Regions from separate parts of the Mus musculus genome. Here regions 2 and 3 are each linked to region 1. The links are chromatin loops, found by intact Hi-C in ENCODE. Cell type or tissue: heart. All regions are shown on one strand.

Region 1 (8,000 bases):
CCCCCACGTGCTCCGGGACCGACAGAGGGAGCGAAGTTCGCGGGGGTGGGGGGGTGGGGGGGAGAGCGCCGGGGATGGGGGATCTGTGAGCAGACCTGCTTTGCATCAATAAATTAAGATGCTCATTTGAGTCCTGAAGTTTGCTGGTTCCTGTCAGTAGAGACGTTGGCAAACACCCCCAAAGCCGAGATGAAGCCTTTACTTCAAATAAAATAGGAAAATAAAATCCTCAGCTGGCCGCCCCGCTGGGGCCAGGTGACGTGCGAGATTCCACAGCCCGCGGGCCTCGCAGCGGGGAGGTGAGGGACGGTCGCGGGCTCTCCGGTCCTGTTTTAGTTTTGTTTGAAAAGGGCTTCTCTGAGATGCTCCCGATTTTTTTTTTTTAAATAGGCTTTCCCCTCCTATCCTAGGCTCAACTCCGAATGGATTGGATTGCGAGTTTGCACGTGAGAAAACCGTTTGGCTTTGCCTAGACCCCGCCGTGCCCTCACACACCTAATCCAGGGGTCCCGGGTATCATCAGCCTTTGCTCGCAACTCTAAACGAAGTTAGGTTAGCCACGTCCTGCATAGCACTACAGGATTGAAACAATTCCTTTAGATGAAAGACCAGCTCCATTTCTAAACCAGAAAAGAATCCTTTTTTTTTTTCCCCTCCACATGGTACAAAATAAACACAATTTGCTTTAAAAAAAAAAAAAAATCATTAGCTGTGGCCAAATTCGAATTCTTTCTTCGGCTTGTGTGTTCAAGGGCAGAAAAGAACCTCTTCGGGCCTCTGGGCCAGCAGGAGTGGGGGTGGGGAGCGGCTGTGAAAGTTAAGGAAATTGACAGACTGAGAGGTGAATGGGGGGACAGGCTCCGGGTCTGGCTGCCGGGAATTGGAAAACAAAAGGGTGTCCTCCTCACCCTGCCGGGGGTGGGGGGCTTGGGGGGGGAGTCCTAAGAGGAGCAGTTGACTTTATCCAAGGAAAGCCTCAAGAATTATTTCCCCTCCAATGTCGATGTCAATATTATTTCACATTTGCATGTATCTGTTGTTTTAATCCCCTTCGCCTGCGCTAATCTCGAAGTGGATTATTAACGGGAAAACAGTCCAAAAAAGGAGCTAGTCCTCCTTCGCTGGACTTGTTTTGCTGCGTGAGGAGCCTCAGAGCTGTCCCTGGTCCCCTCTGGACTTTTCGTCCTGCGCTCCTGTATTATGTGGATCCCACGGTCCCCATTGTCCCTGACCTGGCCCTGGAACTGAGGGAGTGTTCCGAACAAATTTATATTCCAGCTTCCTCTGATTCCGCTGCTTCTGCGATGGTGGGAACACTCTCTCGCTCAGAAGCTTGGGGAGGGGCGTGCCAAGCAAGGGCAGTGGGCAACCTAGCCCCTCTCTCAGCCCTCGCGATCTTCCCTGTACCACTACCCAAACGTCCACCTCCATGTGAACCTAGAAAATTGAAGTTGGTTTTGTTTTGTTTTGATCTGTTTTTTTTTTTTCCATACCAATATATGGGAAAAGTCGAAACTCAGTGCTAACTATTGGGGGCCGCCTTTTGGCACTGGAGAGATGAATGAGTCTAAGGTAATCAGATAATTAGGTGTTTTTAATTGAAATAGTTAATGGTCTATTTTGTCAGATCTGAAGTAAGAAGATATTTTATATCCATGATAAGGTCAGAGGTTTGTAGCTATTTGTTCGACTTGCCATATAGTCTCATTGTGCCTTTGCACTGGTGTGTCTGGACTAAAAAGACGTCCAGTAGCTACCTGGGTGCCTGCAGAAGGGGCTTGCCAATAGTCACTCCGTAAAACAGGCTCCCTATTCCTCCAAGGGAGGCTTAACGGCACACTTTGGAAGAAGGTGGTCTCTGATTTTTTTTTTTTTTTTAAGGAAAGAGGTGGAAGGAAAAAGGATATGAACAGTAGTGATAAATCTTATGGGAGGAAACTTGATAAGTCTTACATATATTTAGTACAGCTACATGATAGTATGAGAAACGTAAAATATAGCACGGATGTGTTTGACCCATGCTGAAATCCTTTTCTTTATTAATAATTTTTCGACTGCAAATCCCAACAACCTACAGATCATCTATAGGTACTCTATCTGTGATAGGGGCAATGGAGAAATTAATTTATCCAATCCTTCTCATTGTAAATGCTCAAATTAGGAAAGAGGAGAGTGTGTAACCAACTGTGAAAATCCGCTTTCTTGCACCCTAGAATGAAATCTAGCTGTGGTCATGCTGGGTGGCTATTACCCTCCCCCCACCACCACCACTGAAAAATAAACATGCAAAATACAAAGCCCTGTAGCTCTGGGAGTGTGGCTGTGGCAGCAGCCCCTGTGGTGGCTTTCCCCTCCTTTGAGTGCAATCGCCAGTGACTCTTGCATTCAAAGTCTTGCTGTAGGCACACATTCAAAGCACAGTTCAAAGCAGTTTATCTTAATATGAGTAAAAGTCTAGTGTTGGATCAGGGTATTATTTGTTTCAGGTCTCTTCAGACTGAAAACAGGGGACTATGACATATTTGACAGTATTAAAGCAGAAAAACTGATAAGAGGCAGCTGTTTGGCCCTCTTCAAACCTCCACCTTTTCCTTTATACTGGAGTCTATAGGCTGTGAGACTGGGCATCTCTCTGTGCTCTCGGGTTCTTAAATACTTTCACTATTTAAAATAATGGGGGGGGGTCTCCTAGTATTTTAAGAAATTAAGCCTTAACTGTTGAGGCAAAACAGTTTCTTCCTTTTCCTATAAATACAGAGCATCCTCAAATTTGGCTGTCTTTATTTACTTCTATATTAGTTCCAATTATGTGCAGTGTAAACCAGCTTTTTGATTAACAAAACAGCAGAGCATTGGTTAAGAACACTTAAACTTCAAAAAAAAATCCCCTGGGAAGTGGGCTCTGAATTGGTTAATAATGTGCAGTACTTGCTAAATTGCTGACTTCCAGATGTGGAAAATATCTTTCTTGTTTAGGACCTATGTAACCTGATTGGATTACGACAGAAGCGTCACGTTGGAAGCTTTTTGAGTGATTATTTAATTAACCATACAGTAGAAAGCTGTATTCTCCAGGAAATCCCTTCCATATTTGCATAACCAATCCCTTCAGAGCAAAGGTGGAGTCTTTTCTTTTTAATTTTAGTTTAATTGCAATATCAAAAATATGCACTTCAAAACTTAGACCCCACACAGTTTAGTGTCACCCTCTTCTTTCTTTCGTCCTAAGTTCCTCTGACCTTTCTCCTTCTTCCTCCTGCCCCTGTCCCCTCACTTTGTAATGTGGTCTGCATGAGGTGTAGAGGGGTCCAGAGATTGGCCAGCATAGTACAGCTCTATGTTAACCTAGAGACCCTTTATTAAAATGCCAAACTTTTAATATAGGGATCCAATCCAGAAAATCTCCCCCCCACACACACACACACATACACACATACACTGCACACTGAGATCCTAAGATGCAGTGTACAAGTAGCATTTCCCTCCCCTAGCTCTGGCATCTTTAAAAAAAAAAATGTAATAAGAGAAAGGGCAAGAATTTAGTTCCAAAAACGGTGCTTGAGGTATCCATACAACTTGACGTGCACCTCAAACCTAGTCACCAGAGATATCTGTATAAGACAAGAGATCTGCATGGAAGACCCGAGAGCTTTCCCTTTAACTTTCGCCCCTTGGAGTTCTCCAGTTCTGTGAATGGTGTGCACCGTTTTCCGCCCAGTACTCTGCAGGATTTAGTGATGAGGATAATGATGCCAAAGGCTTGCTTGACGGGGGGGGGGGGGGGGGGGGGGGGCGTGGAGAAGGGAGGGAGGGAGAGAGGAAGGGAGGGAGGTGGAATTTCATTTCTTCCACTAAAGCGTTTGCGGAGACTTCAAGGTATAATCTATCCCAGATCCTTTCCCAGAGAGAAACTTGGCGATCACGTTTTCACATGATGCTCACGCTCAGGGCGCTTCAATTATCCCTCCCCACAAAGATAGGTGGCGCGTGTTTCAGGGTCTCTCTTCTCTCCCCTACAGAAAAGAAAAAGAAAAAAATGTCATTAGAAGAGGCGTAACACGTCAGTCCGTCCCCAGGTTTGTGTTTCCTGGAGTGGCCGAAAAGAGATCAGTTCTAACCTGCTCGGCAGGAATAACGGTCCTGCCTCCAGACACTCTTGGCGAGGTTTTGTTCAGTTTGCTCCGGGAGCTGTTTCTTCGCCTCCACCTTTTTCTCCCCCACACTTCGCGGCTTCTTCATGCTTTTTCTTCTCACCATTTCTGGCCAAAACTACAAACAAGACTTCACAGGTAGGTTTCCCACCCCCCCCTTCTTTTCCTCCTCTTTTTATCCTTTTTTGGTGCTCTTGCCCCCCACCCTCCCTCTCTAATTTTCTCATTTTGAGTGGGAATGTTAGTCTGAAGTGAGCCGGGTGTCTCTGGACAGGAATTTCAGGTGGTTTTAGCTCTTTGGTGGCAGGCTTTCTTTTCCCAAGAGTGGCTTCTTTGCTTTCTCATGCCTTCCCTTACTCTCTCTTTCCTTTCCTCTCCCTTTTTCCCCTTCCCCCAGTAATTCGCCCTGTACCTGTCCATTCAGGTAACCAAAGGTGTTTTTTGCTACATAGTCTAGGAAAAGTTTTGTTGAGAACTGAATGGCTGGGGTAAAAAACTCATCAAGTGGAGAGTTTCTACTGCTTTGTTCTCACACCGACTTTCAATTCATTATATCAAGCAATTAAAACTTGGCAAATACCTGTTAATAATTATAAAACTTATTCGAGAAAGACCTACCAAATTCGGGAGCAAGTCCTTCTCTTAGATCTGGCAGACTAGTCTAACCTTTCCCACCGGAGAAGGCTGTTTTCTAAGCAGAAACTTGACTGTTTTTGTCTGCCTAGCGAGTTTCATTTCTTTATTTCATTCTTTGTGTGTGTGTGTGTGTGTGTGTGTGTGTGAAGTAACACCTCACTTCTGTGATTATAAATAAAGAAGTGAAAGTTCTCTTGGAACTTGAGTCGTTTACCAAAGTGTATGGGAGAGGGGGGGTCGCAACAGCTGGGAAGAAAACTGCTGTCAGGATAATAGGGTTAAAATTAGGGTAACTTTTGATATTTTATTTTAAATGACCAAGTAATATACACATCGATTTTTCATGGAACTCCTCTCTCTCTCTCTCTCTCTCTCTCTCTCTCTCTCTCTCTCTCTCTCTCTCACACACACACACACACACACACACACACACACACACCACACCACACCACACCACACCACACCACACCACACCACACCATTCCAGACTTTGGGACTGAAAAGTCGGAGTTCAAGAGTCACAGGCACAGTGCTGAGCTCAGCTAACATAAACGTGTTTATCTCCCACCTACTTACATGTTTCACATGCTAACCCTGTAATGATGAGGGCAAGATCGCTTACTCCAGAGTTAAGACTAACATTCACAAATAAAGTTTACAGCACAAATGCCATGTCTTTCCCTCACACACACACTGGCTCATAAAACTAGCAACTTATTTTATTAAATATATATTTTATATGCAGTGGTTTGTAAGTCTCAGCAGAAATACAGACAGACAGCTGTTTCATCCCACAAGCTTGTGTGACCATTTCTTTATTCCAGGACCCCCCCCCCCCAACAATTTCAAATTAGTAGGACAGATCAAAAAATGATATATTTGTATTTTTTTTTAATGTGTCAAACTGGAAAGCCTACTCTGTATGCCTAAGTAAATTTAAAGTGCTTCCTACAACACCCACTTCCCCTTCTCTCTGCCCCCCTTCACCCCCGCTCAGCAAATGTGCGGAAACTGATACTCACTTTCCAGGTTTTCCGCAAAGCTTGTGGCACCGGAGACAATAGGTGCAGGGTGTAGGGACTGGGCGTGCTGGGCGGCAGAGAAAGGGTTAATGGCCCTTGTGTTACAGTTTGCATCTGTTACATCTTTTATAGCCCGCTGTTTAAACTAATCCTCGAGGCACAGCGTCTTCCCACCCCGCGGAGTTTCAGGGCTCTCCTCTTCTCCGGCCTGCCTCCGAGGTTCCCCTTCTCCAAGTTTTGACAGTTTGAGCTGAAAGAATGCAGCGCCTCCCTCGATTTTTAGGTACAAAAGTTTCGAAGCCAAAAAGGACACGATCATTTAGAACAACTTAAATAGTGGCCACGGACTTTCTCTTTCCTTTCTTGAGAGGGGAAGAAAACAAAAACAAAAACAAAAAACAATCTACTGGAAGAATTTAAGGAAATCAGTGTGGGGAAACGTGTGTATGGGGGGGGGGGGCTTAAGTAAATATTGTCCAAGTGGTGAGGTTGGGGGAGGAACAATGTCCAGAGAGGCTTATAATTATATTTCTTTTGCCGGGTAAAATGGGAAATCTTAATTTGGGGGCGGAGGGTGTAGGGAAAGAGACAGTGCCTCGATAAACTCCAAAGGGGAGGGGAGGGGTCGCGGGGCGAGTGGGCTTCCTGTAATTACTATTATCAATTTACCCGAGTGTGCTTCATCCAAGGGCTGTTTTGCGTTGTTTGTTACTTTTTTCCCCTCTTGGGAATGGGGGGGTCGGAGGAGGGATGAGAAAAGATGAGAGCGAAAGACCCCCTCTCCAAGTTCCCGAGCCCGGCTGAGGACTTTTCTGAGGAAGAGGTCCGCCTAGCCTTGAGTCAAGCAGTCTTACTGTACCGCCGTGTGCATTCCCTCATACGGTCAGGAGTTATGACTCATTTTGAAGATGTAATTCTTGTCTCTGATCCCCTCGCGAGTGCAACACACCAAACAGTAACAACACAAAGCGCCTCGGGGCCAAGGCTGGGGGTGGGGGGCGGGGAGGGGGCCGCCGAAGTTTCGCTTTGGCGCTGGGGGCGCGGATGGGTGCTCACCCGGGCCCTGGCCCGGATCCCCTGGGCGGCCCGCGCGCGTTTCAATGGGCGCGGACGATGCCCACATTGTCGCTGTGTTTGGTTGCTAGATCGAGCCTGCGTGCTGCCGAAGCAGGGCGCCGAGTCCATGCGAACTGCCATCTGATCCGCTCTTATCAATGAAGCAGCCGATCATGGCGGATGGCCCCCGGTGCAAGAGGCGCAAACAAGCCAATCCCAGGAGGAAAAACGGTAAGAAGAGGCCCGAACCAAACTTTTCCGGGCCACTCGGCGGCCCGAGACCAGGGGGAAGGGGGGGACAGGGAGAAGGAAGCCGGTGGCGGCGCCTGGGGCTCGCGGGCGAGCCTCCCTCCGCGGCCAGCGCCGGAGCCCCACGCGCGGCCGCTGGACCGGGGGGGAGTTGAGCAAGTGCGGGGCCAAGTGAGCGCCGGGCGCCGGGGGTGGGGGTGGGGGGCTCGGAGCGCTGCCGATCGGACCTGCTCCCCACTCTGCGGCCCCGGCACCCCCGCTGCCTCCGCCCTCTCTGTTCCCCGGCCCGCAGGTCCCCGGCCCCGCGGCAGAAGCGGCCGGCTAGGGCAGGGCGGGGGCTCCGGCGCTCGGGCGCGCTGGACCTCGGGGCGCGGGCGGGCGAGGGTGGCAGGAGGGCGGCGAGGGCAAGGGAGGGGACCCGAGGCTGCCTCTCCGCCAGCCTCAAAGTTTCTTGCTGGAGTCGCTGGGCCGCCTCTCTGTGCGCCAAGTAACGGTTCGCGGGGCAGCGGGGCCCTGGCCAGACGCGGGGAACCGGGGGGTGGGGGGACAAGAGGGACGAGCCGGGAGCTGCGGACTGGGGACCCGGCTCCTCTGCAGCAGGCTCGGGGCCCGCTGCGGGCCAGAGAGCGGGGCGAACAGAGACTTTTCCCGGCAGTTGCTCCTCCACTGCCGGGAGGAGCCCGTTATCCAGGCTGAGTCAGGAAGGAGGAAAGAGATGGGGGTGCGAGGGAACAAGCAGACCAGAGGTGGCAGATTAAAGGGGTGTGTATGTGAGAGTTTAGGTCCATTTTGGAAACGGGCTGTGTAAAAGTGTGTAGTGTGGTGTGTGTGTGTGTGTGTGTGTGTGTGAGAGAGAGAGAGAGAGAGAGAGAGAGAGAGAGAGAGA
Region 2 (8,000 bases), 560 kb before region 1:
ATCTCTGAACTGTTGAATTACTGAGATGAATCACAACAGTGTACAGGAAGGAGCAGGGTCACAGCAGCCGTGCTAGGCAAGCCGAACTAGGGACAAACTGCCCAAGCCCATAAGCTGTTCCCGCCAAACCGGAAAATGATAGGTAGCTGAAGCCGCATAAATGTAGTGGGATTTCCGAGGCCCAGGGGTGTTTGCTTGTTTTAAGAAAAGCTAAAGTCGGCTCTGGTGTCCAACACTACATCACAGTTCCCATGCCCTGGTGCATTCCTCTTTTCAGATCCCAAGCATTTTTTTTTCTCGAGCCTCCCTACGTGCACTCCAGGATGTAGACAAAATGAAATCCAAGTGACCTATGTGGGGGTGGATTTATTATTATTTTTTTTTTGAAACAAGCAGAAAATTAAATGAAAAAAAAATCCTGTTCTCACTTTTTTCTTTTGGAGGGGGTATGTTTATTTTCTCAGAGATACTTTCTGGCAACGATGAGGGAATTCTGGTCTATTAAACTGTTTTCTAAAAAAAAAAAGTATTATCCCTTGCTTAACTTTATTTTATGCCCCCCCCCATAGTCTAATAAAAAGCTTTGACAATGGCTTTTCTTAAGGGCAGGTGTCAAGTTTTTGATTTGAGAATACCAAAGGTTTCTGAAAAAGGAGAATGTTTTCACAGAACGTTACCAATATTTATTCTATTGCCCAACATGGGAGGAGAAAATCCTTGGAAAATGTCTTTTTGGATACATTAATATTAAATAAATTAAAACTAAATTATGGTGCTGCTGAGTTACTTAGTAATAAAACTATACATATTCAGTGAGTTAGGAAAAATAATTCCTAACTGTTTCAGTTGCTCTAATTTACCAGCAGGATTTAAGTTTGTAAGGAAACAGCAACTATTGGAGGTAAAGCAGGTTGGGAAGCACCACAGGAAACCTGAAGCAAGCTTGTGTATAGACAAAATTTGATTTTTCTTCTTTTTGTTTGTTTTGTTGTTTTTTGTTTTGTTTTGTTCTGTTTTTATTTTTCTTCTTAGTCTTCCTCGCTAACAGTGCTCTCATCTCTGCTCATGAGCCACATTTAGTACCAGCTGTATACATTGAATTATTTCTCTCATTCACTGTCATGGTATTTATGCTGCCAAGCAAATGTATTAAGACTTACTTGACAGGGAGACAATGACAGAAGCTTCACTGGACGTAGGACTCCCTCTACAACAGTATTCAGATAAAGTCTTTTAAGAATTAGCAAAGGAAATACCAGGGTGAGATTTTATTCTGTGATTTTTACATTCACTTTTGAACAACTTTTCAAATGAAAGAGAAACTGTCAGTCGGAGCAGTAACCTAGTGTACACATGCCACGCTGAGCACAGGTAAAATGGGGCCTGGACAATCCACTGGTCTCAGTAACTGATAATAAGGAAACCTGGTTAGCTCTAGCCTTTCTGCGGACCCCCTTTCCTCTCGTCTTCTCCGTTTTCCCTGTGCCTCACGGAGGGAGGGCTCTTGCACACACACTGCGAACTCCCTTGTATCTCATTTCAATCGCAGTCATTAATATGAACTTCCAGACTTGCCATGACCAGGTGAGCTTTGCTGCAAAATCTCTAAAAGCTTGTTTCCCTCAGTTCCTCTGCATGGCCCAGGTCTCAGGGAGCCAGAAGGAGGAGTTTGTGGACAAGACCCCATTCCATAGACAAAACAACAGGACAGGGGCTCCATTCTTTTGTGTTGCAAAAATTTAGGATTATGGGAAGAAATCCTACTCTTTAAAATAATGGCATTCGTAGACCGAGCCCATTTTGATGGATGATGAACAATGATGAATTTAGTTCACTCTTCAGACACAGATACCTTAAGCAAAAAACTGTTTGCAGAAAGCCTCTTGCTTAATTTTATAAAAATGTGAAGAAGGCTGCTGGATATTTCACACTTCAGCATATGTAATGGGCTCAATCTCATGAGGCACTGATTACCCCTTCAGAAGCTCAATTAGACACCCCCACAGCAATCTCTTTTTAAAAACGCACGGTATGGTTTAAACACGAAAGGTTAACCCAGCCAAACATGTTAAAGCACCATCTTTGCCAGTCCATCTCTAGCCAATACAGAGTAGTGCACTGTGTGCTTTCTTTTAGATTTCTCAGAACACTTCATCAGTGAATCAGTGAGGTAGAAAGCTGACATGAGAAAAGAGAGTTGCCCATTCCCATTTAGAGAGAGAGAGAGAGAGAGAGAGAGAGAGAGAGAGAGAGAGAGAGAGAGAGAGAGAGAGAGAGAAAAGCATGGTGTACATACCAGGAAAACACACCAATTTTAGCACAGGCTTGAAATTAAAGGTTAAGACTGGTTCCAGAGAAATAATAACATTAAATATTACCTAAGCCTCATTTAAGAAGAAACCATCATTCCTTTTATGGTCCAGCCTTGGCAAGGCAAAGTTAAACTGTGTTCCAGCCACTTCGGGGAGGTATGGGAACAAGCAGCAGTGACTGGAAACAGGATTGTTGTCCAGGAAATGCTAGAACTTCCCTCCTCTATCATCTAGCTTCGCCTTAGCCTAGGAAGAAATCAGACACCTGTCACATGTACTTATTTATTCTTTAAGTAGCATGATATGATAGCCCTCTTCCATTCTCCCCATACTGCACTTTGGTTTGTTGGTTGGTTGGTTGGTTTTATCTCAGAGGCTTTAAACACAAGATGGGGACTTGTGCTGGGAGGCCTGCAGATTACAAGAAATAATGACCTGTGTATACTTAGTTGTTCAAAGGAAATTAGAGTAGCCTGATTTTTATTATTCCCCATTGCCTCCCATTCTCTGGTGTAATAACTTGCCCTGTTCTCTAATTTGCTTTTACATCATCAGAAATGGATAGCATTTAGCCCACTTACACCCATGACCAATCAGGATCTGCTGCTGAGTTAGGTTAACACAACCCTGCAAGGAATGGCAGGCCTTCTTCTGGCAGGCCAGGCAGAGATGATGGTGAGCTGCTGTTCTTTGAAAGCCCAGAATAGAGAAAGTGCTTATAGTTGGCCCTTGTGCTGACCAGAGCTCGGTTTATCCTGATCTTGAACATGGTAGCCATCTTTTCATGTCTGGTATTAGAATGCAAGTAATATTTGCTGGAAACAAGGGCATGTCACTGCTAAGGGTTGAATTCTTAATTATCACTTTCCAGCGCATGTGCAGGAACACTGCCTCACCCTCTCCATCTCTCTGATCTCCTACTATTTTCTAACACTAAAATCTAAAAGTCATCTGCTTTTAATTTTTCCCTCAGAAGAAAAAACAACTGTTTTAGGTAGTGTGTGTGTGTGTGTGTGTGTGTGTGTATCTTTTTGCACTTATGTGTACAGATGTAGGCAAGGACGTGTACACATGTGCACACATGCATGTAAAGTCCAGTCTTCTTTAATTGATCTCCGCTTTATTTGTAGCGACACAATCTCTCACTGAATTTGGAGCCCACTGGTCAGCAAGCCCCAGGGATCCTTATGTCTCTGCCTCCACAGTCCTGAGATCTCAGGCACAGGCTCTCACCCTTGCTGCTACTTGGTTGTTTTTTTTTTTTAACATGAGCGCTGGAGATCTGAGCTCATGTTTGTACAGCAAACATTTTACTTTGTTCGTAAGAATTACGACGAGACCTTTCGATCCTAATTTAATCAGAACTTTCTGGTCCTATAACACATATTACCTGTAGTTGCTAGACAGCCTTAAAGAAGCTCAGGGGCCAATGTATCCTTACAGCAGCTAAGGATCACACGATTGCTAGCTGCAACATAGAAGCTTGCCCCACTGTACACCCATGTACTCCTTTGAGATGAAAGTAACACTGCGAACACAGGCAAAGTGATTTTTGTTTAATAAAGGGTGTTTTTCAAGACAGTTTGTGAGGTTGCGTGGTTTCTTCAATTCTCCCACAGCAGTTGAGCTCTGTGCATTTAAATAGGCAGGATTCGGCAAGATAAAACTGACAAGAACTATATAGTGAGCAGTTTTAATAATCACAACTTCTGAAATTGACTCCATGAGTATATTTAAGGAGCTCAATAAACTTGATCTTTATAAATGTTTCTTCTTCTCTCCTCAAACATTTCTTTGCAGTCTGGGCAACTGCCTCATTATTAACTGAGTCTCTATTCCAAAACAAACTGGAGTCCCTCATATTCGCCCTACTTTAATTTCCTCTAGTCTCATATATTTTAAGATTAACTACTGGTTTTGTTTTGTCCTCTCCTTGCCTGCTCAGGGACTCCACAATTTACTTCATTTTTTAATTATGATGTCTTAGAAATAACACATTCCGTTCTGTACCGCCGAAGGTAATGCTTAGAACTACCCCTCACTTCTTCTGAAGTCATCACCAACTCCCTCCACTGTCCATCAAATATCAGTCTACTGTGGTTCGGGAGATGACTCTTTAATGCTCTTACTTTATAGTTAACTTACTGTCCTGGCCATAGTTTTATTACTGGGGCTTAGGAGATCTCTCTTACTAAATTGTCCCTGTTGCCCTAAATTCCATTCCTGGGTAATATGGTACTTGGCTGAGTCTGTCTACCGAGCTTGCACAATTCTTTTGAGATTCCCCCAGATCATAACCTTACAAAGACCCTTTACTTTTTAGAGCAAGATTAGATAGGAAGTTTATACCTCTGTGTACAAGCAACTCCCAACAGTTATCCTTTTCAGAGAATGACCAGGTGGTTGACTTTGGGGCCAGAATAGGGGAGGAGTGGGAAACTGTAATGAAGCAGAAAAGAAAAATGCTAATATTTTGACTTCAGTGATAAAAAAAAAATCAGTTTCCAAACTCTGGAAAACAGTTCATTCCATTTGATTCCATTAATTTCAGAATGAGTCCATTGGGAATCCCGGAGAACAATGTTAGAGCAAGAGAGGCAGACTCAATATTTACTATTGCTCTCAAGATTCTAATTTGAGTTTTTCCTCTGTCTCTCACTTCATTTTCTTCCCAGAGCTGGGAACAGTTCTGTGATCTCAAATATTTTTTAGTATAGCAACTCAACTTGCCTTATAATTATCAAAATATCTGAAGTGACTTTCAAAAGTTTTAAGTATATTCATAGTTTTGCAAGCAAAACCAAAGACAGTTATAGAAGTTGTTATTGGCCCCTAAAATGCCTGCCTTTGACAAGCAGTAGACTTAGTTATTCTCTTTACAGAGGGACCTATTTCATAAGCATTTAATATGTGACCTTTTGTTTCTATCTTCTTTTACTCTGCTCACTTTTACTCTGAACATGGTCCAGAAGGGCCACACATGCCGTAACATAGATGCTGACTAAAAGTAGCCAGTATTAGATTTCTTTGGTTACTTCCTTGCCCATACATACTATTTGCATTTTATAGTCATAATCCTAGTGAATATCAAACAATATATTATGTATGAATTTAATTTTCTTGACAGGTAGTGATGAACCAGCCCATGTATTTGTATGTGTATTCTGTATCTTCTATGGAGGTGGCATCCCATGGCTTCTGTTAATTTGTATGGGACAATGTACTTCTTCTATTATGGAGGTGGACAATCTCTTTCTGTAGTGTAAACCTAAGTCCCTCATCAAATACATGATCTACATACTTCATCTATCCTCTTGACTGACTTTCACTTTTCTTACTTCATGCTTTGAAGCTTAAAAGATGTTCACATGTCTGAAGCTCCGCCTCTTTACCCTTTGCTCTCCAGGCTGCAACTGCTGCTTTTGAGAAGCTTGCTACTCATGGTAATAAAGATTTACATCTCTATTTTCTGGAACTTTTGTAATACTAGGTCTTCTTTATCACACTAGATCTCTGGATCATTTTAATTTTTATGTGTGCTCTAAGACAGATTCCATGTTTTGCCACAATTGGTTCAAGACACTATTCTTTTACCATTAAACTGCTCTGACATTCTTATTGTAAATCAATTGTAAATATGAAGGCTTATTTCTGCAATCTACATTATGCATAGATTTTTTTTCTGTATATTAGATCACAAATATGCAAATATATATTTATTTATTTCCAAGTCAGGAACTCCTTACTCCCTTTTTCCTGCTTAATTGGCCTTACTAGTAAAATATTTCCTATAATTGACTATATTATATATAATTGACCTTATATTGTAGTCATATGAGTGAGAGTTTTGTAGCTATTCTTTATCAAGTTGATAAAATTCACTTTATTTCCTAGTTTATTGATTGCTTTTGCTATGGAAAGGTGTTGGATTTTGTCAAATGTTGTTTCTGTATCTATTAAGATAATCACATCACTTTGTCCTTTATTGACATTCTGTTGATTTCAGATGGTAAACCTACTTACTTCTAATCAATCCCACTTGGTGATGATGTAAAATTCTTTTAATATCTCAGATATAATTTGCAGTAATTTTGCTAAGGAATTACTATCTATGTAAGAAATTTATTCCGTAACTTTCCATACTTGTTCTGTCGTTAGCTGTCAGAATAATAGTTGGCTCTGAGCTGGGAAGTATCTTTTCCAAATCTAAGTTTGGGGAAAGTACAAAAAGAATTATTTCTATTATTTTTTGAGATAGAACTAATCAATGAAGCAATCTTGGGCTAAAATATATTTTGGAGAAATCCTCAAATTTCTAACACAACTTGCTCTGTGTTGGTGTGGCTATATTTCCATGTTTCTAAGATAGAGACATTACATCTTGTTTGCAAAGCTGAGCTCCTTGGAAAATTGTACATAGTGCCTTAATGAGAGATAAGACAGTAGAACATTCCTCAAAATATAGCAACAAGGAATAAAGGGTGGATAATTCTCTCAACTGAGGAAGTATTAAATATACCAGGTAATGTTTGTAGAATCGTCTGGTAGAGATGGAGATAGTATAAAAGAGTCTGAGGACAGATCACTGGATATGAAGTTTAATTTTCAAATTGTGTTTGCCATTAGGGTTCCTGTGAGCTGCAAAGACTCCATGTCTGAAACTAACTGTATGAGCTGACATAAAAATCATCACAATTATATGTAATACAGATTTGTTCATAATGACTAGGAGAGATGCCAATATCTAGGTGTTCCCCAAGTCCCATGGTATCATTAACGATATCATTGACGTCTGAAATATTCTTTCCATCACAATGGTATTGTCTCTTAAAATAAAGACCCATAATATTTTAAATACTTTAGTTCAATGATTTAAATGTGCTATCTGCTTAGGAATTCATTGATATATCACATCCTGAATAGATTTCCATAATATACCAATCAAAACCAGCCAATCTTTCAGAAAAGTTAAGCCATCGAGAACTTCTTCTAGGCTTTTAATTCCTTTTAGTATAACACAAAGATTAAGCTACTAATTATAGACCAAGTCTGGCTTAGTACAATGTAATTTTTAAACATGAAAATATTTTTTTCTTTTACTGGGTCAATTTCTTAAGTTTTAAAAATAGGAAATGTATATTCAATATAGTATATTCTTGTGTATTTATATGTGGATTAAGTGTCATTTACTCCGTGACTACTATTGTCATTGATATTTCTGGAAACAATCAGCTATGGGGCCACATTCTATGTGATATACCAAAAAATGGACCTACGTACTCTTCCTGAAATGGCATCACCATCCTTCACATGACACATTTTCTGTTTTTACTTCAATGCTCTCTCACTCTCTAGAGAATCTTGTTACAGATTTCCCTTCATGCCCCTTCTGTTTTGCCTAGCAGAGGAGCCTCTACTCATACAGATGAAGAGATCTTTGCTTTGAATGTTTGAACATTCATCGAGTTGGTCATTCTCAGCACTGGTCCCTAAGCTCCTTCCTTACAATCCATGTCAAAACCAGCAGATCATGAAGCAGTGCTCCCATTTCATAGGTGAAGAAGTGGGTAAAACACTTGGTAACCTATTTAGTTCACTCAGCTTATACATGGTCCCCCTACAAAATAGATTTGTTTTCAGTGTGAAATCCATGCAGCTTCTTATCCTTCAAGCTGCTGCCAAGGCGGT
Region 3 (8,000 bases), 570 kb before region 1:
TGTATCCAGGAGTGGTAAAGCTGAATCCTCAGGTAGTACTATGTCCAATATGCTGAGGAACTGCCAGACTTATTTCCAGAGTGGTTGTACCAGCTTGCTATCCCACCAACAATGGATGATTGGAACTAAAATTTTGTCTATTGTTTTTTTTCCTAGATATTTATGCTCTAGTGGCACATACAAATGAAAATAATACACATGAACACACATACTAAATCATCTAAAATCTCACCCTAAGCTTCTCTAATTGCTTGAGACATTTCTGCCTCTGATATCTGGCATCCTCTGAATCTTAGCTCACGAGTGGCCGCTTAAAAACCCATCATGAATGGGGGAGGGGCTCCCAAAGCACCACCTTGATCTGAAGATCTATTAGCAATGGATGACTGCCAAAAGGAATAGTGAGGTTGCCCCCCACCCCCACCCCCAGAGGAATAGCTGGTGGTAGAATGTCCATGCTTCAGTGGGCTGCCATAGACATGCTAGAAATAGTATTTTAACAAACTTAGTAATTGGATGACAAAATGAGGACAAGGAGATGGAAGGGAGAAGGAGAGTATGTCCTGGGAGAAGTTTTGCAAATATGATTAAAACCCATTACACATAGGCATGAAATTTTCAAACAGTAAAAGATAGAAGATTGTGTATATTTATTTTAAGCTATCCCTTTAAACCTGTATGAACTCCTTGGAGTCTTTTCTCCTTAACCTTTTCCCTTCCCAAAGCAGCCACAAACTGTTGATTTTGCTTTGTTTTGTAGAGAAACATGGCTTATGAGTCATAAAGAAGGGATATTGTGTGCAGCCAAGTTAAGTTTAAATTGCTCTTTGGACATTCCTCTCTTCATGCCATGGTGACCACGATATCCCTAGATCCTTCTTGGGTCATGACAGAATCTGGAGAAGAACTCAAAGTGGATTTTATTGGAAGAGGGGAAAATGAGGTAGATATTGTTAATTGGTAGGGATCTATCAGATTAAAGTATGCACAACCACCAAAAGCTGCAACCTTAATGTCCACCTTCATTGCAAAGAATCAGGGTGCTAATGAGGTGAGGTATCTAGGATTTCTTTTTCTAAATGGCCACAGTATGTTTTCACTTTAGTCTCAAGAGTGTTTGCCACAATTACTGAGCAAGGAGAAAAATGTATTGTTGCGAAAAATAGTAGAAATCCTGTTGGCTGGCTTTAAATTTTATTGCATGAGTTTCAAAACTGCATGTCTATTAAAAAAAAAAAACCCTAGGGAAAAAAAACCCACATAATTACATGATGGGAAGGTGTAACTTTGTTTTGCAAATTCACATTTACTCCCTTCTACCTCCCTGTAATTCTCCTCATATTCCCCCCATACATCGACCTCTCAACTCTACTTCAGTTATTCTACCCTCTAAAAGTGATTTTCTCTCCCCAAGCTCCTAGTAGCTGTCTTCAGTAAGGCTCGTATTGGACCTAGACATCATTTACTCCATCTCTCCTAGGATTTGGGATGACTTAATTTTCTGTAGGTCTTGTGCAGGTAAGCACAGCCTTGAGTTCACAAATATGACAGCCATCCTGTATCTGAAGTCAGCACTTCATAGCACTCTTCCCCAAACTCTAAGTCTTATGCTTTTTTTTCTCATTCTTTCTCAGTGTACCCTGAATGTCAGTGGTCAGGGGCTTAAAACATGTTTTACTTAGGGGTGAGCACCTGGTCTTTCCGCAGCATTTATAAAAGTTATTCATCTCTCCATTGATGGTTGCTCATTTCAAAAGAAAGCTTCTCTGAGCAAGGTTAAGAACATTCTAGATCTCTGGGTATAAACATAAACATTTAGAAGGTATATTGATAGCTTGCCTATACAATCAAATTACAATAACAGGTTCTACTCTAAGGCCAGTGACTTTCCCAACAGAGGGCTCTTGAACTAGATTATAATACAATGCATGAAAGTCCCTTCTATAGAACAGGCCCAAGATTTAATCACAAAGCAGCTTGCTAGCCCATAGCATTCTTGCTATTATTGCACCACTGGGTGTGTCTTCCCTGCTAAGTTGGTATTGAAGCATATAGGGTATATATTGGTTAAGACCACTGAGGTATTTTCTCTCCTGGGAATCTTAAAAGCACTTTCTGGCATTAGGAAAACTAGCCAGAAGTTTTTCCTGGTTGGTTAGAGACTGATTATTCTGGGCTTTAGGTCACTAAACCACAGAGAAAGAAAAATTGGGATACACATATTAGAGAAAATATGCTTGTCTTTCTGTACTTTAATTATCATACTCAGTAGACATTTTTCAAGTTACAGCCATTTACAATGCAAATCACATATTATATTTTTCTTTATGGATGAATAATACTCTATTGTGTACTTGTACAATATTTTTCTTACCAAATCATCTCTTGATTTACATCATATTATGGCTTAAAAACAGTGAATAATGTCTATAGCTGAGTTTTCTATCCATTTACATCTGAACAACCTGTCAGAAGGGCCATTGCTTCTCATCCTACCTCATGGAATTCTCACCAAAACTGATACCAGTAGTTGGGAACTTACAGCAAGGTCTTTTTGTTTCATTTTGTACTTGCACTTGATTTGTGCTCAGTAAGCACCAATCTTTACTTGTGAAATATTTCAGATATAACAGAGAAAGCTCTAAATTGAACTTCTTTCTCTGTTTTGTCTGGTTGAGCTAGATTTTAAGCTTAATAGTTATGTGACTTATGCCACTTTCTCCTTTCCTAGTTCTTGCTTAAACACTGTGGAGAATCAGGAACAAGAAACATGCTGGTGCTTTTGTTCCCACAAGCTGCTCACAGTTGCTTGCCTATATGTGGTTGTGAGTGCTTGTGAGTTTGAATGGACTTACTGTTAAAGAGTGCTTTACACTCCACCCACACTGGGAGTCAGGGATACCTGGAGTGTTCATACGGACCTATTGCTAAACCTTACCCTAAAGTTCTCAATCAACAGGTATAAATACAGACTCTATCAAATCCTGGATGGGCATGATACAGAATGGTGGGGAATCACTAAGCACAAGTACTCAATGAAGAAGCATACTCTTCATTCTCCCCAACCATGTAAAAGATTCAAGATCTCGAGGTAGAGAGGGATGATTAAATTGTGAGTGTGTTTTTCTCATGACAATTCATCAATGTTATATCTCTAATTACTAAAGGTGGGCAATAATAAAATTAAAATAATTATAGAGTAAACACAGAAATATTTAAATTACTTTTGCTACTTGTCTTAGTCAGGGTTTCTATTCCTGGACAAAACATCATGACCAAGAAACAAGATGGGAAGGAAAGGGTTTATTCAGCTTACACTTCCATACTGCTGTTCATCACCAAGAAAGTCATGACTGAAACTCAAGCAGGTCAGGAAGCAGGAGCTGATGCAGAGGCCATGGAGGGATGTTCCTTACTGGCTTGCTTCCCCTGGCTTGCTCAGCCTGCTCTCTTATAGAACCCAAGACTACCAGCCCAGGGATGGTCCCACCCACAAGGGGACCTTCCCCATTAATCACTAATTGAAAAAATGCCAGCTGGATCTCATGGAGGCATTTCCTGAACTGAAGCTCCTTTCTCTGTGATAACTCAACCTTGTGTCAAGTTGACAACACAAACCAGCCAGTACCCTACTCCTCTGTGACAAAACAGAGACAGGTAGAAATAAAATTATAATGATATGGAGATAGAGAGAGAGATAGATAAATAGAGAGGTAGATAAATAGATAGATAGATAGATAGATAGATAGATAGATAGATAGATAGATAGACAGACAGACAGACAGACAGATAGACTCTCTAATTTATGAATTATGTTCAGAGAGCTATCTTTCTTTTGGGCAAAAACCTTCCAACATTTATATTTGAAAAATAACTTCCAACTGAAGTAATGACTAAAGGAGCTTACATTAACAGCCATGCTTTTCAGTTACCACAATGTCTTCCATTTCAGTTCCTCTCATACTTTTCATGTATCCATTAGAGGAACCCCAGGACTACCTAAAATACAAGGCAGAATATCAAGTAGGCACACAACAGAGAGCTGGACTAAAACAGGGGCCTCTGTATTCTGGGCTTGCATTTCCACTAATTAATGTGAGCCAGCCTCACTATAACAGCAAGATTATTATTCTTTCTTTATTCACATCTGTCACATAATGATAAAATCTGGTCAATTGTCTCCAGAAAAGTTTGTGAATAACATATTACTTAGTGCAAATGCAGCAAATAACGTGTACTCTCTTCATTCAGACCTCCCTTCCCAAGGTATCAGGAGAGATGTGGTTAGAAAAAAACATAACTTAGGCATTTCTAGAGGGTTCTAAAATTTTAAAGTCTAAAGTATAACCAAGATATGCTGTGACTTGTGTTACTTTAGCTCAGTACTTTCTGAATTAAGTAAGAAGATGGCTTGTTAATATTTAAGCTACTTACTGCAAGTTTTAAGGAATATAAAACTACCTAGGCAGGAAAAGATATGCTTATTGGAACCCACAGAGTGAAGTGAAAGTTCTCCATGTGACCCGATAATTCTGAAATCAGAACACAATTCCATTTCGAGGACTGGAACAAGAGTCCACAGCTGTTTCCCCAAAGGGGGAGAAACTGATTCAACCTTTGTCCTACCGACTTCCCTTCTTTGTCCCTTCAGATGCTTTCCAAAATGTTTTGAAATATCTTTCCTGAAATTTTTCATCTTTGCTAATATTCTTGTATAGCTTTTGAATCTACTTAATATGATATAAATTTTATATAAACCTCTAATGATATCAGTAACCATCACTTGCTCGAGCGTACATATTTTTGTCTACTTCTAGATCCTGACCCTCTCTAGTTATATTCACTGCCATTTAACTCAATCAAACTACAGCATATTAGAGTCAATAGTTGGTATAAAACAACACTAAGAGTCCAGACCATTATTTCACAGATTAGCAGGAGAAATCAGAAAACTACCTAAACCCCATGCACAACCTTGCAACTGGACTGAGGCATCCATAAATCTGGTGGCAGGAGCCTCATTGGTATACCACAGGACAGTATCTAGAGTTTCTGTCTTTCCCTAGAGAATCAGAGCATACAGAAAAAAAAAATGCAGAATATGTTTAGATGGGACCAGATATTGTGCCCTGGAATCCTGATCCGTTTATATCATGTTGGCCTGAGTCATGTAACTTTACCAGTTGGAGCTCCAGTTTCCTCTTTAAAGAAATGAAAAGCAAAAGTACATCTCCTTGGAATAGTGATCTCCTTGTCACATGGTTCTCATTCTCCCTTTGTAAGTGATGGCTTTTCTATTACCCACTGTACCTATGGCTTCGTGTCACTACCCTTTCTGATGCTTTCACGGTGTCTGACTGCAGGTTCTTTCTGCCTTCTAGTCTTTTCTCTCAAACTTCTCTCAGAGCAACTACATTGAGCATGTCTTGTTTACAATGAGATGGTGACATCCTCTCTCTGCATGTCCTACCCTTTTGTTTGAGCATATTTTCAATGCTACTCTTGGTCCATTTTTTGAAAGGCATAGACATTTGTTGGGTGTTTAGAAAACTGCTAAAGAAATCACTCCTAACCTAGACAAGAATTACTCCATGTGGGCATGGTTTTGTGGTTCTTTAATCCCAGCAAGGAAGGAGGCAGAATGTCGTGAGTTCAGGAAGGACAGCTTGGTCTCTGTATGACTTTCAGGCCAGCTATGGCTATATAATGAGATCCTGTCTGAACAACAACAACAACACACAATAGCAAAAACCACCAAATGAACAAATAAAGCCCTAACAGAAGTATAAATATTAAGATTTGGATTTTTTTTGTTCAATTCTTGTTGGGCATTATGCTTTGAGCTTAGACATTTATTTTTTTTTTTTCATTAGATATTTTTTTTTAATTAGGTATTTAGCTCATTTACATTTCCAATGCTATACCAAAAGTCCCCCTTACCCACCCACCCCCACTCCCCTACCCACCCACTCCCCCCCTTTGGCCCTGGCGTTCCCCTGTACCGGGGCACACAAAGTCTGCGTGTCCAATGGGCCTCTCTTTCCAGTGATGGCCGACTAGGTCATCTTTTGATACATATGCAGCTAGAGTCAAGAGCTCAGGGGTACTGGTTAGTTCATAATGTTGTTCCCCCTATAGGGTTGAAGATCCCTTTAGCTCCTTGGGTACTTTCTCTAGCTCCTCCATTGGGAGCCCTGTGATCCATCCATTAGCTGACTGTGAGCATCCACTTCTGTGTTTGCTAGGCCCCGGCATAGTCTCACAAGAGACAGCTACATCTGGGTCCTTTCAGTAAAATCTTGCTAGTGTATGCAATGGTGTCAGCATTTGGAAGCTGATTATGGGGTGGATCCCTGGATATGGCAGTCTCTACATGGTCCATCCTTTCATCTCAGCTCCATACTTTGTTTCTGTAACTCCTTCCATGGGTGTTTTGTTCCCACTTCTAAGGAGGGGCATAGTGTCCACACTTCAGTCTTCATTTTTCTTGAGTTTCATGTGTTTAGGAAATTGTATCTTATATCGTGGGTATCCTAGGTTTTGGGCTAGTATCCACTTATCAGTGAGTACATATTGTGTGAGTTCCTTTGTGATTGTGTTACCTCACTCAGGATGATGCTCTCCAGGTCCATCCATTTGGCTAGGAATTTCATAAATTCATTCTTTTTAATAGCTGAGTAGTACTCCATTGTGTAGATGTACCACATTTTCTGTATCCATTCCTCTGTTGAGGGGCATCTGGGTTCTTTCCAGTTTCTGGCTATTATAAATAAGGCTGCTATGAACATAGTGGAGCATGTGTCCTTCTTACCAGTTGGGGCTTCTTCTGGATATATGCCCAGGAGAGGTATTGCTGGATCCTCCGGTAGTACTATGTCCAATTTTCTGAGGAACCGCCAGACTGATTTCCAGAGTGGTTGTACAAGCCTGCAATCCCACCAACAATGGAGGAGTGTTCCTCTTTCTCCACATCCTCGCCAGCATCTGCTGTCACCTGAATTTTTGATCTTAGCCATTCTCACTGGTGTGAGGTGGAATCTCAGGGTTGTTTTGATTTGCATTTCCCTGATGATTAAGGATGTTGAACATTTTTTCAGGTGCTTCTCTGCCATTCGGTATTCCTCAGGTGAGAAGTCTTTGTTCAGTTCTGAGCCCCATTTTTTAAGGGGGTTATTTGATTTTCTGAGGTCCACCTTCTTGAGTTCTTTATATATGTTGGATATTAGTCCCCTATCTGATTTAGGATAGGTAAAGATCCTTTCCCAGTCTGTTGGTGGTCTTTTTGTCTTATAGACAGTGTCTTTTGCCTTGCAGAAACTTTGGAGTTTCATTAGGTCCCATTTGTCAATTCTCGATCTTACAGCACAAGCCATTGCTGTTCTGTTCAGGAATTTTTCCCCTGTGCCCATATCTTCAAGGCTTTTCCCCACTTTCTCCTCTATAAGTTTCAGTGTCTCTGGTTTTATGTGAAGTTCCTTGATCCACTTAGATTTGACCTTAGTACAAGGAGATAAGTATGGATCGATTCGCATTCTTCTACATGATAACAACCAGTTGTGCCAGCACCAATTGTTGAAAATGCTGTCTTTCTTCCACTGGATGGTTTTGGCTCCCTTGTCGAAGATCAAGTGACCATAGGTGTGTGGGTTCATTTCTGGGTCTTCAATTCTATTCCATTGGTCCACTTGTCTGTCTCTATACCAGTACCATGCAGTTTTTATCACAATTGCTCTGTAGTAAAGCTTTAGGTCAGGCATGGTGATTCCACCAGAGGTTCTTTTATCCTTGAGAAGAGTTTTTGCTATCCTCGGTTTTTTGTTATTCCAGATGAATTTGCAAATTGCTCCTTCTAATTCGTTGAAGAATTGAGTTGGAATTTTAATGGGGATTGCATTGAATCTGTAGATTGCTTTTGGCAAGATAGCCATTTTTACAATGTTGGTCCTGCCAATCCATGAGCATGGGAGATCTTTCCATCTTCTGAGATCTTCTTTAATTTC

What was found. Peaks named below come from ENCODE experiments on the same cell type or tissue, not always from the same donor. Only the 100,000 strongest peaks of a DNase experiment are listed, where the experiment ranks them.
Region 2: a loop joins it to region 1, with 2.0 times the contacts of the local background. A loop is called at or near these places in 3 of 42 quality-filtered maps.
Region 3: a loop joins it to region 1, with 2.6 times the contacts of the local background. A loop is called at or near these places in 2 of 42 quality-filtered maps.

What each region holds. Positions count from the first base shown.
Region 1 is chr2:45,109,112-45,117,111 of GRCm38, reverse strand. It overlaps Zeb2 (zinc finger E-box binding homeobox 2), which reads left to right and starts at 3,833. Exons shown (of 10, transcript NM_015753.4): 1 at 3,833-4,289; 2 at 6,955-7,096. The coding sequence starts at 7,024. Zeb2os (zinc finger E-box binding homeobox 2, opposite strand) reads right to left here and starts at 5,974. Exons shown (of 3, transcript NR_110572.1): 1 at 5,810-5,974; 2 at 4,119-4,269; 3 at 3,025-4,013. In heart, a CTCF peak has its summit at 3,984; DNase peaks (open chromatin) are centred at 821, 3,841, 5,921, 6,961 and 5 weaker places; H3K4me3 peaks cover 6,345 bases; H3K27ac peaks cover 6,271 bases.
Region 2 is chr2:45,670,993-45,678,992 of GRCm38, reverse strand. No RefSeq gene overlaps it. Among named protein-coding and RNA genes, the nearest start is that of 1700019E08Rik, 22 kb to the left of the region's middle. In heart, no CTCF peak of the experiment used is centred here; no DNase peak of the experiment used is centred here.
Region 3 is chr2:45,681,987-45,689,986 of GRCm38, reverse strand. No RefSeq gene overlaps it. Among named protein-coding and RNA genes, the nearest start is that of 1700019E08Rik, 11 kb to the left of the region's middle. In heart, no CTCF peak of the experiment used is centred here; no DNase peak of the experiment used is centred here.